Regions from separate parts of the Homo sapiens genome. Here all the other regions are linked to region 1. A link is a contact called in ENCODE Hi-C or POLR2A ChIA-PET data. All regions are on one chromosome and are shown on one strand. The core of a region is the stretch at or near the end of the contact, and the rest is flanking DNA. Distances in the headings are between cores, read along the strand shown. Region 1 overlaps B4GALT6 (beta-1,4-galactosyltransferase 6). Region 2 overlaps LOC105372049 (a long non-coding RNA gene). Region 3 has its middle 44 kb from the start of DSC1.

Region 1 (2,707 bases), core at 89-2,588:
TAAAACTGGTTGGGAACAATATGGGTATTTGTCATTTTCCCCCTTTGTATTTTTCTTCAGCTTTTCAATCATCCCCCTTCAAAATGCGCTTTGCCAAAAAATAAATAAATAAATAAAAGTTCAAATAACATGCTGCATAATATAAACATTTGCACCCAGGTGCACATGACCTGCTCCTGCTGCACTCAAATCATGTGGTTTTTATGACTGTATTGTAACACAAGTAAACAGTTAAGTCAAAATTAGATGACGACTTACGCATATAAGGCAGCTTTTCTGGACAGGGGAGGTATGGTGAGTATGTGAAGTTTTCCGGGAGATACGTTGTTGTTTGAACAAGATAATCACTTGAATTATTGCCTTCGGGATAATCTTGGAAAGAGAGAAAAGAGTTACAAAAAAAAAAAAAAGGCCTTTTGCTTTCTCCCTGGAATGAAATACGTCACTATCACTGGGAGAAAACTACAATATACAATCTACAGAAGTACTTAAAATCAATTATCTTTAAGGAACTAGAGAACAGCAAACTGCTGCGGGGAACAGACCTCTCAGCATGATTTCCCAAGAGACATCTAGAGAGCAGCACACCCTTATCCTTGCACACAGACATGGCAGTCCCACTTGCAACCATGTGAGAACACCTGCTCCCGTCCCTCCCCTGGCTGAGCCCGATCTACAGGGAGTGTGAAAGTACACCAGGGAATCCCCTCCACTATGGCACAGCCAGGGGTGTTCCAAACCGCTGCGTGCTGCTACTAGCATCCACAGAGCAGAGGGGTGGGAGTAATGTTTTCTTACCACCTCACACTGTAGAAACTGAGATTTACCCACTCAACTTACTTTTGTAATACAGCTCATTCTAAACCTTTAAGTTAGTCATTCCCAGCCTGTGGGCTGCAGCCCCGGGGGAGCCCTGGAGCTATTATTACATTAGGTCCATTATCTTTAGAGTCAGCAAATTAAACTGCATACAGGGCACCAAAGTCAAATGCCTGAGTTCAAATCCTTGCTCCAACACACTGTAGCTGTGTGATACAGGGCAGGACACGATGTAGCTTGCCATCTATGCCTACTTCATACTGTCATTTTTAAACTTCAATAAGACAAAATGTGTAAGGTGCTGAGAACAATCCCTGGCCCATAGAAATAGCTAATAACTGTAGCTATGAGCGATTAGAGATGAGCACCTGACCCACGAGACAGTCACAGGCTCAGGATTTTTGAATGTGGAACCAGAGAGATCACATTTCAGTCCCTTTCTGGAGCAAAGTTCTGAGACGCAAATCTAGAAACCATGACACACAGGTTTCCTGCTATGTAGGGAAGCTGGCCTAAGAGAATGACATCAACATGCAATGAGTGAAATGAGAGACGGAAACAGCTCATTAAACTACCGTCTGTCTCCTGGATCACAAACAATGTACTACAGAAAGTGAAACTCTAGCAGACACTTTAGGAAAATGTGAAGATATTCTTTGAATGTTGAGTAATCTGCTCCAATGAGAGACAATGTAGAAGCTAAACCCTCTGACCATAGGGAAATGAGAGAATCCTGCGAATTAGATAGGAAGTATGTGAGAGGAGCCAAAGAAAACTAAGCACCTCCATTGCACACCTTTACCTAACATCAATATTCAGTCATTGTCACAATGGAGTTGGTGGGGATGCTGCCTAGGAGTCAGGACAGTACTTCAGGGCAGAGACTCACGCCACCTGCAAGACTGCTGAATGAAAGAGGCCCTGCCACGGCTGCTAAGCAGAGGGTGTTGGGACGGGCAAAGGTTCCAGGCTGGGTATCAAGGAGGAAACAGAAGCCACAAGAGAAGGTCCAATTCCAAAGAAGTGCTTGGAAACCCCAGTTACAAATTTCACAGGGCATCAGTAAGGTGTTAAGGTAAATGCATTCCCAGAAAACCCCAACATAGTAGAGATCAATGATGGTACAACTGCTAAGGCCTATCCTACCAGGAAGTGGGAAAGCCCCAATGAGACAATCCTCCCCACTCTCCCTGGGCGAGTGCTGGAAAGTGTCTGACAAGGAAAATCTTCCAAATAACAAGGGGAGGAGAAATTCAGTGAACATTAATTGTTTTGTATGCCCAGTGACACCCCAAGACCACAGACACTACACTGGTAGCCCATGCTCAATGTATTCCCCATATGTCTAAAAGATTTAAAGATACCAAGCAAAAGCAAGTGTAAGGAAGTCCAATAAAGTTCTGATTCTTTTCCTTTTTTTTTTTTTTTTTTTTTGAGACAGGATCTTGCTGTGTCACATAGGCTGGAGTGCAGTGGCATGATAATAGCTCACTGCAGCATTGACTTCCTGGGCTCAAGTGATCCTCCTAGCTCAGCCTCCCAACTATTAATAGCTGGAACTACAATCATGCACCACCACACCCAGCTAATTTTGTATTTTTTGTAGAGACAGGGTCTTGCCAGGCTGGTCTCCAACTCCTCGGCTCAAGCAATCCTCCCACCTCAACCTCCCAAAGTGCTGGGATTACAGGCGTGAGCCACCATGCCTGGCCTGATTCTTTAAATATATATATCTACATATATACCAAAATTCTTGTTTTTTTCTTTTTGTTTTTGTTTTTAAAAAAAGGGCTTCTCTCTCTATGGGGACTCCTACCTTGCTAGTGGTAGCAGCAAGTGCAATAAGCATGAATTGGGTTTCTGTCACTCCCACCAAAACTGCTTAAGA
Region 2 (2,700 bases), core at 89-2,588, 420 kb before region 1:
CAAGTGTAGATACCTAGAAGAAGTCACATCCAGCAATTCCATCAAAAGAGCTCTCTAACCATGTTCCCATAGTGACATGTACCAATATCTTGGGTAAAGGGCACACAGGTGAATTAATTTGGTAGTGGATTTTTATAGACTGTACAATACACTTGACTCTTTGCCAAAATATGAGTGCCTAATTGCTGTGTCTTTGGTGAACATGCCAAAGATTCAGTGATTTTATTCACGTAGGAGGAGGAATGATTTGGGGGAGTAGTTTCAGTGGACAGGTTTTATTGTACTTACTAGATAATAAATTCTTTGAGGCAAGAAGAGTGTTATTGTACTTTTTGTATTTATCACAACACCTAATGAGGTGCCTGACTTATTGGCAATCAATTAATACTATCTAGACAAATGGACTTGAGCAGGTGACCACCTGAAACTAACTAGCACACAATAACAAACACTTGAGCTGCACAGAGACCCAGGTTCTTATCCTGATTCATTCATTTATTGTGGTTTTGGAAAATTTGTAAATCACTTAAATGTACAGGGATTTATGTCTTTTAAGGTATGAAAGCTATGCTGGATAGAGGTGCTTTCTGAAGTCTTTTTTTTTTTTTCATTCAACAAACTTTAGCGCAAAGTAAAAGAGACAATGTTTCTGCTTTCATGGAGTGTATACAATGGGTGAGGGGGTGGGAAGGAACAAGTAAAAAGCAAGGTGATTTCAGAAAGTATTAACTGCTGTGCAGACCATACAACAGGGGAAAGAGATAAAGAGTTAAATCCCCTAAGACGGTCCTGGCTGTTTGTTGGCTTTATTTTTAATTTCTCCTTTTTCTCTAAATAGAAATCAACAGACTTTCTTGAAAAGAGGACTTGATTATCAGAATCAACTGTGGAGTGTTTTACAAATAACAGGTTTTCAATGCTCTACAGATTTTACAGGGATGTAAACCAGAACCCTGAAAGCTCTAGTGTCTTCACAACAGTTCCCTTGAAAACACTGGTACTGCTAGGGGAATGAACAATTTACATATAAATAATTTATATTTTAGTTGTCTCTAAGTGTGAGACTGTAAGAAATTCATTTTGAAAACCACTCAAAGGTTTCCTGATTTTCATACTGTCCTTAGCCGATAAGCTCTTAGACTGATTTGACTTCTAAAATACCTTCTAACTTGAATTCATTTGAAAAGCCCGAAGTGTTAAAACTCATGGATTGAGATAAATAACCTTCCAATGGAGTCTAGCAAATTGGAAACTGGACTTGGTCTTTGATCTCAGGGAGGTACGCGTACTACAGACGGGTCATTGTGCTTGCCCAGACAGGACACGAGGTAAGACTTCCTTACTTAAACTTGACACATACAGCATGGTCAGAAACAGCAGATGGGGTCATTTGTTATCTTTAACACTGTACGCCGGCCCAAGTAGGGCAGGACAGTGGGAATCCCATAAAACAGAGCCAGCTTTCATGCTAGGAGCAGTACTGTAGTCACCCAATCATACGGCAGAAATAGTAAAGGTCATGCTTCCTCCACAGTGGTGAGGTGCAGCAGCTTCCTTGGCAAATGACTTCTGCGTACTCTCCCCACATGGAGGAGATTGGTCATGCAAAGTAGGTGTTTTCAGGGTACAGGAAAGCTTTCCAAGATTGCTTCTAGAAGCTATGGCAAATGTATTTTCAATTTAAATGTATCTTCCTATTATCAGCACTTTAAATTTGCCATTTATCAGAAAGGGCCTTTTTCCTCTTTTCCTTCCTGCATTTGTTTTCTGTGTAGGTTTGCTTTTTGTCTGTTTGTTTTGGCCTTTGAGGAATGTGACTTCCTAAGGTCACCCTGGAAAACAAAGAAGCAAAACAAAACAAAAAAAGAACTCCGTTTTCACTAAAATGGAGTCCGAAGATGTGGGTTCAGTGCTTTATCTGGCTGTCTCTGTAACCTGGGGATCACATTCGTCTCACAGGGAAAGTTTTGTGAAGATCAAATAAGAAATAATTTGGATATTGAAATGCTCCCCAAGGTTCAAAGACCTGCACATTTAGAATGCTTGGCAGCCCCTGGTCTTTTTGTGTGTGCTGCACTTGGGACATTTATCAGAATCTGAACACATCAGAAACTGACCCAATGATAGAAAAGAACTGGAACTAGGGGTGATCAGAATAACCTCCTGAGAAGGCCGTCCCAATGGAGAAAGGAGTTAGTGTCCTGAGCTTTGTGGTCCTGCACCAGCTCTTGGCTAGTCTGCTGCTGAAGTATTCTGTCAGACCTGAAGAAAAATAGAGGGCAATAAGAATCGGTACTGACAAACAGGCCCAGGCACCACACTCCCGAAGACCAACACCATAAACAATCTGCCTGGCAGGGTTAGAGTCTGTAGAGGCTGGGGAGGCAGTAGTACCCAGAGAAAAACAACTCGAAAGTGGAACCTTTTGAATAACAGCCCATCTCACAGTAGAGTCCTTTACACCAACAAAAACGAGTCTTGGTCAGTGTCTCTAACATACGTTTAATTTCCTAGACAAATCTTGCATCTCTTCATGATTTAGCTTCTTGTTTACAATGCAGCTTTCTTAAATGGAAAGGAAACTGCTGAATCTCAAATTGCTGTGTAGTTTGTCAGACAATGACATCCTTCACTGCCAGCGTTGAGCACACTCCCTTTTTAATCCATTTTGCCTGATGAAGCATAGCATTTTCTGCAGCC
Region 3 (2,700 bases), core at 189-2,688, 450 kb before region 1:
ATTTAGAAACCACTGACATCCACTAGAATATGCAGAGGCTTCCTAACACTGTCTGGCATTCTTCTCTGCTGGAACTCTTTGTTAGAATACATGGACATGGTCACTGCAGCCATGTAACAGGTTAAAATGAAAAGCACCTTTGTCGACGTCTCTTTTTCCAAACAAATATTGACTTCAGCAAAAGAGGTTTCATCACCTTCTGCCCACCTGTGTCTTCTCCCACTATTGCACATCTTTGGCCACATCTATTATCTACCTGTCTCCGGAGACACTCTCCTCTCTGCAAGGGAAACAGGGGAATTGTCCTGGAAGGTCAGTGCTATAGGGTTAAGAGGAACTATAAAACATGTCTCACCAGGTACAATGGCACGTGCCTGTAATCACAGCTGCTCAGAAGTCTGAGGCTGGAGAATGGCTCGAGCCCAGGAGTTCAAGACCAGCCTAGACAACATAGTGACACCCTATCTAAAAACAAACAAATAAATAAATATTAAAATACATTTAAAAAAATTACTCTAATATTCAAAAAAAGTTTCTCAAGCCAAAAGGAAAGCCTTCAATCCAGCCTCCATCACACCATTTCATAAAGGTAGAATACGTGGTGCTTTTTACACATTGCTTTATAAAACAAAGCAGTAGACTGAAGAAATGCTGAATGGTGGCCTTGATTACTACCTCATTGTGCCTTTGCACAAGTGGAAAGGCTGGGCTTGGAAGTCAAAAGACTTTAATGTTAGTTCTGCTAGCTATAAACTGTATGATCCCAGCAAATAACATAACCACTGTTGCCTCATTTCCTCTGTCTGTGAAACTGGAATTATACTTCCGCCTCTATGACTTTGAAAAGATATGGGAGGTAACTGCACAAGAGAAAGCACCTCACGTAAAACCTAAAAAGCAATAACAGCTCTCCTGTAGGAAGTATCTACTGTGTGCTGGCTATGTTACGTATTTCGTTTAATCCTTATAACACCCCCTTTGATAGGTATTACTTTTCACTTCCTACAGGTGAGGAAAATAAGGCCTAAATAGGTTAAGTAACTTCCCTGAAGCCCCACAGCTTTGCCACTTAGCCAAGATTTGAACCCAGTTCTAGCTCAGACCAACGCCATGCAAGCTTTTTGCTCTAATGCCTTTTCCCCCTTCCTTTCTCTTTTTGGCACACCAACTACAGACTGCAATAGGTTTTAATTTAAAATGCCTAATAAAAACATACTTTTATCAGAAAAAGCTACATACTTATATATGTATCATGCACATGATTACATGAGCAACACATATTCGCAATATAATTAATTCAAGTAATAATTCTGTCCCACCCTGATATTATGTATGTCCCATTTCCGATACCATCTTCTGTGTTCCAGAGATGAGCAACCTTGCTTGTGCTTGCTCAAGCGAAACACAGTCAACTGCTCCGGTGTCACTCGCTCCTCAAGTGGCCTGAAGCCGTCCAGCGGTCTCGGTGAGTAATGCAGTGACTAAAGCCCACACAAAAAGGAAGCAGTGCCCTTTTAATAGAGCCACAATATAAAGAAAACACTCAAGCCAGTTCCAGCTACTGTGAATGATTTATTGGGTGAGCCCTGCCCGACTAGGCCCAGCAATTTCCCATTTGTTGCGTCCCAATCCTGCCCCTCCCACATCTCCACCCTCCTGCTGCGGGCCCTTCCCAGGCACCTCCCTCTTTTTATGGTGACTGCAACTCTGCAGCTAACAGCTCACACACCACACCCTGACTCCTGCACTGGCTCAGGCTCCCTGGGATCTCTCTGCCCAACCCTCAATCCCCTCCTTCTACCTGCATGAAGCCTCTCATTAACGTGCCTTCCTTGACTCCTCTACAGACACCTCCCACTTAGATTCCTCAGCCTGTCTTCTTTCATCTCCTTTTTCATTTTATAAATTCTTTCCTAATTACCTCAAATCACAAGCATGTCAGATTAATTGAGTAAACCTCTTGAAAGTCTGTCCTCATAGACAGAGCACTCTGATGACAATCTTCCTCGAAGGGACAGCTAGACACTCGGTTAGGTCAGCTCCTTAGGTCTTGCGGCAATGCCTCATGTAAATGCTGCACGATATCCATTCGAGTGCAGACAATTGCCAATTACTGGTTAATAATTAGCATGGCACTCATTTCTTTATGGTAGTCATAATAATCGCAATAATAATAATAACTTCCATTTATTGGTCTAGAAATCACTGTGTGGCAGGTGCTTTTCATGCAGTAGCTTACTCAATCCCATAAGAACCCTTTGAAGGTAGGCATTTTTAGAGTAAACAGATGTACAGATTAAGGCAAAAAGAAATTCAGACGCTTTTTTGTTACATGGAATTAAGTACCAGAGACAGATTTCAAACTCAGTCTCTCTAAACACAAAGCCTGTCCATGCTTCCTGACAGCTCCAACCACATCCACTCTTCCCTCCATTGTTACTGACACTTCCATTCATGGTTTCTCCTTATTCATCACTCTCCTTAAAGAATTCTTTGCTAGAATTCTATAGATTCTGTTTATATAACACTTTTTCTGTCTATTTTCTTCCCTTCCCACTGCAACCACCCTGGTTAAGGTCTTCATTACCTTCCTCCTAAACCATCCAGCAACCATCTGACCAGTCATACTGTCTTGTTTCTCCCTCTAAATCCAGTCTTCACAGGGCTTCATATTTTCTCCTACTTAAAAAAAAAAAAAGT

What was found. Hi-C counts contacts between places; a loop is a spot of excess contacts on that map. ChIA-PET counts read pairs that join two places held with the same protein, here RNA polymerase II (POLR2A). Pooled maps may share reads with other maps.
Region 2: a pooled map shows a loop between it and region 1 (3-fold over the local background). The contact joins two enhancer-like sites. A Hi-C loop is called at or near these places in 7 of 37 single-sample maps with no recorded cell type and 3 of 50 pooled maps.
Region 3: a loop to region 1 is called in a pooled map, with 3 times the contacts of the local background. The contact joins two enhancer-like sites. A Hi-C loop is called at or near these places in 2 of 50 pooled maps. POLR2A ChIA-PET finds 5 or more read pairs at or near these places in 2 of 52 experiments (HEK293 and activated T-cell).

The regions. Positions count from the first base shown.
Region 1 is chr18:31,657,718-31,660,424 of GRCh38, forward strand. It overlaps B4GALT6 (beta-1,4-galactosyltransferase 6), which reads right to left. Exons shown (of 9, transcript NM_004775.5): 3 at 259-372. Among named protein-coding and RNA genes, the nearest start is that of B4GALT6, 26 kb to the right of the region's middle. RefSeq lists enhancers at 1,027-1,156, 1,657-1,816. Within about 2 kb of position 1,339, at least 8 of the 41 ENCODE cell types and tissues checked have a DNase peak (open chromatin) inside an H3K27ac peak, as active enhancers do.
Region 2 is chr18:31,242,518-31,245,217 of GRCh38, forward strand. All of the region lies in intron 1 of LOC105372049 (a long non-coding RNA gene), which reads left to right. Among named protein-coding and RNA genes, the nearest start is that of DSG1, 74 kb to the right of the region's middle. Within about 2 kb of position 1,339, at least 6 of the 41 ENCODE cell types and tissues checked have a DNase peak (open chromatin) inside an H3K27ac peak, as active enhancers do.
Region 3 is chr18:31,205,478-31,208,177 of GRCh38, forward strand. No RefSeq gene overlaps it. Among named protein-coding and RNA genes, the nearest start is that of DSC1, 44 kb to the left of the region's middle. RefSeq lists an enhancer at 650-1,849 and a silencer at 1,323-1,372. Within about 2 kb of position 1,439, at least 13 of the 41 ENCODE cell types and tissues checked have a DNase peak (open chromatin) inside an H3K27ac peak, as active enhancers do.